2 separate regions of the Homo sapiens genome follow, and region 1 is linked to region 2. The links are chromatin loops, found by intact Hi-C in ENCODE. Cell type or tissue: endothelial cell of umbilical vein. All regions are shown on one strand. Links, peaks and the distances in the headings refer to the core of each region. The heading gives the core; the rest is flanking DNA.

Region 1 (4,395 bases), core at 80-4,079, 84 kb after region 2:
GGAGGTGTGGTGAGCCAAGATCACGCCACTGCACTTCAGCCCGGGCTGAAGTGAGTGAGACTCTGTCTCAAAAAAAAAAAGAAAAGAAAAAAAAGAAAATCTTGCCTGGATTGTCCTACCTGACCTCTCTACTACTTCTGCCCTCTCATCCCACAACCCATCCTCAACACTGAAGCCACAGTTGATCCTCTTGAAATGTAGCTCAGATCATGACACTCCTCTGCTCCACAGCTTCCAATGGTTTCCCATCTGTCTCCAAGTAAAAGTCAAAATCCTTACTATGCCTTATAGGGCCAACATGTTCTGGCCCTCCACCTTCCCTGACCTCGTGCTACTCTCCCCCTGGTTCACTATGCTCCAGCTATAATGATCACCACACTCAATCCCAACTAGCCTTTGCACTTGTTGATCCCTAGGCCTGGAATATTCTAGCCCCACGAAGCCACACAACTTTCTCTCTCACTCCTTCAATGAAATGTCACTTTACCCCTTGACATTTTCTAACCCATTTCTTTGCTTCCCTTTACCATTAGTTGTCATTATTTCATGAACTATGTATTCTATTTAAGTACTTTGTTCATTGTTTGCTTCATTCACTACAATATAAGCTAATGAGGGCAGGGATTTTTTTTTCCTATTTGTTCACTAGTACACACCTAGTAATTGGGAATCTATAGCTACTCAATAAACATTAGCTGAATTAATGATGAATGACTGGTAATCTATGTGGGTGTATATACATGCAAAGTTTACAGCATCAATATTCTCAGCTGCAAGTATACAACTAAACTGACACTAAAACTCAAAAATAAGGTATTATGACAAAAGAGATACAACTGTGTATTTTGTGATTTATTAAACATCTATCAGCTTATTCCAGCTCACTCTGCTCTCTTAACAGGCATCGAAGTCCTGACTTCACAACTTGGCCTTTAATATCTTTTGTCTGTTGCTGCTCATTACTTATTGTCTTTTTCACCTTTTAATTTCCCCTACATATCATCTACTATCATTTATGATTAATAATAATAACAAAAAATAACTCTTATTTATAAAAAGCTTATTCTGTGCCTAGCACTGGGCTAAGCATATTACATATATTACCCCTCATTTAATCCTTACACCAATCTAAAGCAGATTCTACAATCCCCACTTAAATTAGTAAACTAATGTTTGGAGAAGTTAATTAACTTACTCATAGTGACAAAATTAATAAGTAATAGAACCAGAATATGTACCTGGCTGTCTGATAAGAGAGCTAGTATACTTTACTACTCCAAGTACTGAATAGTTATATAAGTACTGAAGAGCTCTTCCCATTCATCATACCTATAATTCTGATACCTATTGACACATGTTAATGGTGATCATTACAAAATGTATAGAAATCACTGTATCTGCATTTTTAAAAACTGTTCTGTGAGCGACCAATTTGTGTTCAAAATATTTATTAAAAATGGGGGAGGGAACTAAATATTATCTTTAATAAGCAAACTAAAAACACTACAAAGAGTTTATTAAACCAGCTAGAGATATCCTTTCTATGGAGACACAATTTATATATTCAGTAGCAATAGTCAAAATACTTTAAAATTGGGACAGCATGGGCATCAACCAATCAGAACAAACACTGGCTATAAAATACAGTATGCCCACACCAGTTTGCCCCTACAGACTGAAGACTAGCACCATCAAAGGTGAATCATGCAATATAACTTCTTACTCTCCCATGAATGCCAGGAGGGCCAAAGTAAAAGATCTTTTAAAGAAGAATGAATGGCTAAAGGTAATTCTCCTTTCAGACCCTAGAACTGGATTATGCAGACACGTAAGGGCCTAGTTATAGTAATTAGAGGAAGCAAGCTAATTAAAAGCTTTTGACACCTGAAGCAGGGGTAGCAGGCCAAAGCAGCAAGCTTTCACAACAAGCTCTGAAGCCCAGAAGCCTTGAAGCTGCCGGAGCAAGGCTGGAGCAGGCAGAAGCGGTGAGCCACCAGGAAACTGTTGACAGGCAACACCCAGGGCGTAAGTTAAAGGTTTTCCTGAAAGCAAAAAGGAAAACCCAGCGTTAAGTTAAGCAGTAACTAACACAATTGAGTTGTAGAGAGAAGGTTCGTAACTCACTGAGCTGCTGAATTTCAATTATATCTTGCTCACTGTTTCCCATGATTTATGCATTTCTTATAAGAGTTACATAAATGATGCGTTTATTTTCATGTTTTTTTTTAAGAAAGAGCATAACTGATAGAAATGCTCCTATCAAATATTCATGCAGAGGTGAGCCTACCCACTGGGCCTATATATCTATTGACAAATTCCTGGTAGAAGACAAAACATCTTGGAGGAAATGATTATCTCTCTAGGGTCTCTTCATTTCTAAACCTACTAGTTCATAAACACTACAGGGTATGTAAGCCCAGCAGAGATATTTTCATCAGGAATGAATAAGCAGTAAAGCTCATAATCCAGCCAATACTACCTTTCTATACAAAATCAATTCTGTCTTGAAATAACAGAGTTAATTACCAGCAACCTGTTGCTTTTATTTTACATATTTTAATCAGTACACACATACAGCAAGAACACACCAAAAAAAAATTTAAAAAGACACCTCACACTAAATCTCAAATATTATCAGTCATGCGTCAAGTGCTCTGACTTGATCCTGGAGGTTTAAATGGCACTGACCTGTGACCAGGCAGGACTTGACAGACTGCTGGACTGCTCTCTGCTGCCACCAACTCCCCAGCCCTGTACCCCATTCTTTAATTCTTCCAAGTATCAGGACAGTAGAGCAAATTTGGCTGTCCTTAAGTAACTGCCTTACATATCCTAATGAGCAACTACAAGTAATTTTTCAAATCCCTTTTTTTCTTCAGTCTCTTTAATGAAAAAAAGTCATGTTATATATATATATATATATATATATATATACACACACACACACACATACATATATGGATATATATAAAATAAGGTTATATATAAGGAAATATATATTATGTAAGGAATAATATATATAAGAATATATATATACTTTGTCTTTTTATTATTGCTTTTTATTTCCATAGCTCAATCTCAGCTGAACCCTCAAATCTACCTGCAGTCCTAACATTAATTCTATCACTCTCAACAGAACTTTACTAATCTTCCAAAATGTCCTGTGCCACCCTGCCACCACAAACTATCCCATTCCTGTCCTATCTACTCTTCACCAGCAATTAATGACCTGGTTGCCTACTTTATAGATAACAGACCTTTTACATTCCCTCATGCCAACTCTAAATGTTTTTGCGCTTCATACCTCTTTTCCTTTTGAACCCTACCACTTTTCAGGGCTAACAGTATCATTTGACATCTTGATCCCAAACCCTCTCCTTCCTTCCCTTCCTGTCCTTATTCCATTAAAAATTTCTTTCCTGCTTTCAATCCCCCTTTCTCCTGGATATCAATTGAAAAACTTTTCCAAGACCATTCCCCATCCAAGAACAAAAATATGAACAAAAACGTCACCCCCATTTTACCTTTTCCTCAAGGAACTGATACCACATCCCTTTCCACAACACATTTCTCCAAAAAGCACATTTTGAAAGAGTAGTACATGCTTGCTTTTTCCACTTGCTCATCATTTGTTTGCTTCTCAACCTCTTTCAAACACCTATTTCAATCTAATTTCTATTTCACTCTACTAGACTGAAACTATTCTCTCAAAGTTCAATAACAACTGTCTAATTTCCAAATAAATTGTTCTCAATTCTCATCTGCTTTACCCTTTCTTCATTACTGGACACTGCTGACAATTAATATACTTCTCTAATCTTTCTTTTGCTGTAACCTGTTAAATATTGTTCCCCAAGGATCTCTACTCCACCTTTTTTACATCTCCTCTCCTTCCTGACTTATATTATCTATTCCAAAGCCTCAGTTAATACCAATATGCTGGCAACTCCTAAATCCCTATCTCTTACTATCTATACCCTTATTTGTAGTTGCCTACTGGTCATCTCTCTAGCATGTTCAGCAAATGTCTTAAATTTAAGAAGTCAACAATCTGTATACCAAACTCACTCAAGTTGCAAATCTCATCATCTATAAATTACATACCTTTAACTTATCACTAACATCCAAAGTTGACTTTTTTGAATGTTTCTCCCACCCACCCTCCCTTCCCACTACCCCTGGCCTAGTTCAAGACCTCATTATTTCAACAGAAAAATAATAGGCTTTTTTTTTTTTTTACCACATTACTATATGCTATACATTATGCTAACTGCTGAGAACACAAAGCTGAATAAAAAGTTTGTTGGGCTCAGAAAACAATACTCCAAAATGAAGGACTCAGCTGCATTAGACACAGAAGTTTTTCTTTGACCTTCTCCTGCTCTGTCTCTCAGT
Region 2 (4,395 bases), core at 243-4,242:
CCGTCTGGGATGTGAGGAGCGCCTCTGCCCGGCCGCAACCCCGTCTGGGAGGTGAGGAGCGTCTCTGCCCGGCCGCCCCGTCTGAGAAGTGAGGAGACCCTCTGCCTGGCAACCGCCCCGACTGAGAGGTGAGGAGCCCCTCCGCCCGGCAGCCGCCCTGTCTGAGAAGTGAGGAGCCCCGCCGTCCGGCAGCCACCCCGTCTGGGAAGTGAGGAGCATCTCCGCCCGGCAGCCACCCCGTCCGGGAGGGAGGTGGGGGTCAGCCCCCACCAGGCCAGCCGCCCCGTCCGGGAGGGAGGTGGGGGGGTCAGCCCCCCGCCCGGCCAGCCGCCCTGTCCGGGAGGCGAGGGGCACCTCTGCCCGGCCACCCCTACTGGGAACTGAGGAACCCCTCTGCCTGGCCGGCTGCCCCGTCTGGGAGGGAGGTGGGGGGGTCAGCCCCCCGCCCGGCCAGCTGCCCCGTCTGGGAGGTGAGGGGCGCCTCTGCCCGGCCGCCCCTACTGGGAAGTGAGGAGCCCCTCTGCCCGGCCAGCCGCCCAGTCCGGGAGGAGGTGGGGGCGGACAGCCCCCCGCCTGGCCAGCTGCCCCATCCGGGAGGTGAGGGGCGCTTCTGCCCGGCCGCCCCTACTGGGAAGTGAGGAGCCCCTCTGCCCGGCCACGACCCCATCTGGGAGGTGTACCCAACAGCTCATTGAGAACGGGCCATGATGACAATGGCGGTTTTGTGGAATAGAAAGGGGGGAAGGGTGGGGAAAAGATTGAGAAATCGGATGGTTGCCGTGTCTGTGCAGAGAGAAGTAGACATGGGAGACTTTTCATTTTGTTCTGTACTAAGAAAAATTCTTCTGCCTTGGGATCCTATTGATCTGTGACCTTACCCCCAACCCTGTGCTCTCTGAAACATGTGCTGTGTCCACTCAGGGTTAAATGGATTAAGGGCGGTGCAAGATGTGCTTTGTTAAACAGATGCTTGAAGGCAGCATGCTCGTTGAGAGTCATCACCACTCCCTAATCTTAAGTACCCAGGGACACAAACACTGCGGAAGGCCGCAGGGTCCTCTGCCTAGGAAAACCAGAGACCTTTGTTCACTTGTTTATCTGCTGACATTCCCTCCACTATTGTCCTATGACCCTGCCCAATCCCCCTCTGCGAGAAACACCCAAGAATGATCAATAAAAAAATAAATGAATAAATAAATAAATAAATAAATAAAAAAGAAATTCAACTATACACTTTGTCATTATCAATAACTGCATGGCCTCCAAAATCATCTCTCTCATCTGTACAGCTTACTACTCTAGGGACCACTTCAACAATTTTTCATTCCAACCAGAAATGCCAATCAATGTGTTCCTAACATTTTCCATTTTTTTCCTCTTTACTTTCTTACTTACCCTGGTTAGATTCTTTGGTCCATCACTGTTTTGCAAATACCTTCAATTTCTTTACCCTTCTCTCCTCCATTGTACTTATTCTAGAAGGCCCTCTATCTTGGATAATTTCTACTCTCCTCCTACTGTATGATTTTACCCAAGTAGCTGAAAATGGCTGAAAAAAATACACAGTCATTTAAAACTCATGATTACTGAACTTAAATAACTTGGAAATATCTGGCGATCCTAAACTATTTCCCTAGCTCATTTACTCTTTTCGTCTCCATACTGACCATTTCACATTTTCTCTTTTTCTTGTCAAATATCTAATATCTCCTCTACCTTCCTAACTCTCAGTGGATGACCCTACTTTGTATGTGATTTATTGTCTGTCTCCTCAAAACAGAATGCAAACATAACAAGGGGAGGTATTTTTGCCTTTATCTGCTTTTTATTACATTCCTGGTCATGGGCAGTACAGCTCCTGGGCTGTTTGATACTCAATAAACAGCTAATAAATGAATGAATCAGTTTAAATGTTAATCTATGTCACTGCTATGAAACAAGTATTCATACCAAAAGGCAATGATCTTACATTTTTGTTCACTTTGCTCTGTGCAAACGATACTACACATGTAAAAATACCAAGAACAAATTAAAGAATTCAAAACATTTAAAAAAAACCCAAAACATAGGAAATTCTTAGTCATAAGGGGATGGACTAGGAAGCAACAGGTCACTGCTTTGTTTCTCCTGCCGTAGAAAGTAAAAATTCAATACATAATTTGAGAAAATCTTATTTTTAAAAACATCTTTGGTTTATTTTACTTAGTTCTCTTTGCTTTTTCAGTTGGAGTTGGGAAAGTGAGCCAGGGAAGTGAGGCATTCTGAGGTGAAGAGGCTATTACAACTGCTTCTTACCTGGAAGCCTTATCCATTTCTGTGAGTGTACTTAGGTCAAGCCTGGCCTTTAAATTGAGAGATAACATGCTGGAAAGAAAAACCACTGAAGCTTCTGGAGGATGTGTGGGGATGGTGCAACAATTTGGAAATCTCAAAGTCCCTAAGCATATGGTGCTTTTATTCCCATGGTATATTTTAATTGATGTACTTGGGGGCTGCATGGGAAGTTAGGGAGCTTTGAAAAGTCAGACAGAAATCTCCGATAGTACAGAATTATTTCAGAGACAAAGAGCTGCTTGAGGAAGAGAATCTGCTTCAAATACATGGCCAGTCTCTTCATCAAGACACCAAATTTGGAAATGGTATAGGGCAGAAGGCTGAAGAACAGAATAAATCTCCCATAGTTTAGGAAGTGAAGGAGAAAGAGGCCCAACTAGGCTCTATCCAGCTCCCGATTCTGGGCATTTGAAATCAAAGGTAGGGTTGAGTCTAATTAAAAATGCAATTTAGGGGCAGGCACAGTGGCTCTTGCCTGTAATCCCAGCACTTAGGGAGGCTGAGACGGGCGGATCACGAGGTCAGGAGATCGAGACTATCCTGGCTTACATGGTGAAACCTTGTCTCTACTAAAAATACAAAAAATTAGCCAGGCATGGTGGCACGTGCCTGTAGTCCCAGTTACTCAGGAGGCTGAGGCAGGAGAATTGCTTGAACCTGGGAGGCGGAGGTTGCAGTGAACCGAGATCACACCACTGCACTCCAGCCTGGGCGACAGAGCGAGACTCTGTCTCCCAAAAAAAAAAAAAAAAAAAAAAAAAAAAAAAAAAAAAAAAAAAAAAAGCAATTTAGTCTTGTCCAAGCTCAATTCTTGATGGAATGAAAAGGGAGAAACCTCTCTGGGGCAAAAATAATATAAACTTCCTTCTCTGTGTTATTTTTATTCATGACATCTTTCACATGAGACATTTGGAAAAGCAGAAAAGCATGACAAATGAAAGAAAAAAACAGAAAGGCAGGCTCGCAGAAGATTCAGTTGTTGAAAGTAACAGATAAGGACCTCAAAATATTAAAATGTTAAAGAAAACAGAGAAAAAAATACATAAAAATATGGGGAAATTTCAACAGAAAACTGAAACTGAGAGAATCAAATGAATAATCCTTAACTAAAAAAGACAATATCTGAAATTAAGACTAATTAGATGGACTTAACAGCAAAATGGATAAAGCAGAAGCCAGAACTAGTGAACCTGAAGGCAGATCAATAGAAAATATCTTAATGAAGCACACAAAAAACAGAAAGAACGGAAGGAACAGAACAGAGCATAAAGGAAATGTGAGATACCATCTAACATATACACAATTACAGTCCCAGAAGGAGAGGAGAAAGTGCATGAGGCAAAATAATATCTACAGAGATTATGGCTTAGAATTTTGCAAAACTGATAAAAGACATCAAAGAAAATTGCAAAAGCTCAATGAATCTCAACCAGGATTTTCTGTTCACATAAAGAAAGCGACACGTACGTGAATCACAGTCCAACTATTTGAAATTGAAGTTAAGGACATAATACTGAAAGCAGCCAGAAGGGAAAACATACACATTACATTCAAGAGCTTAAGATTAACAGCTGGCTTCTCAAGAAATATTATGGAAGTTATTATAGAAAACAATGAAATAATACAGTAGAGCTCTGAAAGAAAAAGCTGCCAAGCTAGAATTCTAACCCAGCACAAGTATTCTTCAAAAATGAAGGTAAAAATAAAGACATTTTCAGATCAACAAAATCCTATCAAGAATTTGTCACAACACATTCACATTACAAGAAAACAATAAAGGAAGTTTTTTAGGCTAAAGAAAAATGATTCCAGATAGAAACATGGATCACTAGGGAGAAATAAAAAGCACCAAACGGGTAAATATATGGGTAAATAAAAAGATACTTAAAATTAATGAGTAAAGAAAACATAAAGCAACAATGGAGTAAAAGTGTATTAAAAGATTTATAACACAGATTAAAGTAAACTATGTAACAACAGTCATACAAGGAGTTGTCTAAAGGTTTCTACGTTGTTTGTGAAGTAGTAACATACAAATTATTAAGAAAAAGATATATAAAG

Evidence for each region. Peaks named below come from ENCODE experiments on the same cell type or tissue, not always from the same donor. Only the 100,000 strongest peaks of a DNase experiment are listed, where the experiment ranks them.
Region 1: a loop joins it to region 2, with 2.8 times the contacts of the local background. A loop is called at or near these places in 2 of 110 quality-filtered maps.

The regions. Positions count from the first base shown.
Region 1 is chr1:227,217,379-227,221,773 of GRCh38, forward strand. All of the region lies in intron 2 of CDC42BPA (CDC42 binding protein kinase alpha), which reads right to left. Among named protein-coding and RNA genes, the nearest start is that of CDC42BPA, 99 kb to the right of the region's middle. In endothelial cell of umbilical vein, for the core only: no CTCF peak of the experiment used is centred there; no DNase peak of the experiment used is centred there.
Region 2 is chr1:227,132,786-227,137,180 of GRCh38, forward strand. The region is part of intron 10 of CDC42BPA (CDC42 binding protein kinase alpha); the gene reads right to left. Among named protein-coding and RNA genes, the nearest start is that of CDC42BPA, 180 kb to the right of the region's middle. In endothelial cell of umbilical vein, for the core only: no CTCF peak of the experiment used is centred there; DNase peaks (open chromatin) are centred at 2,256 and 3,756; H3K27ac peaks cover 2,374 bases.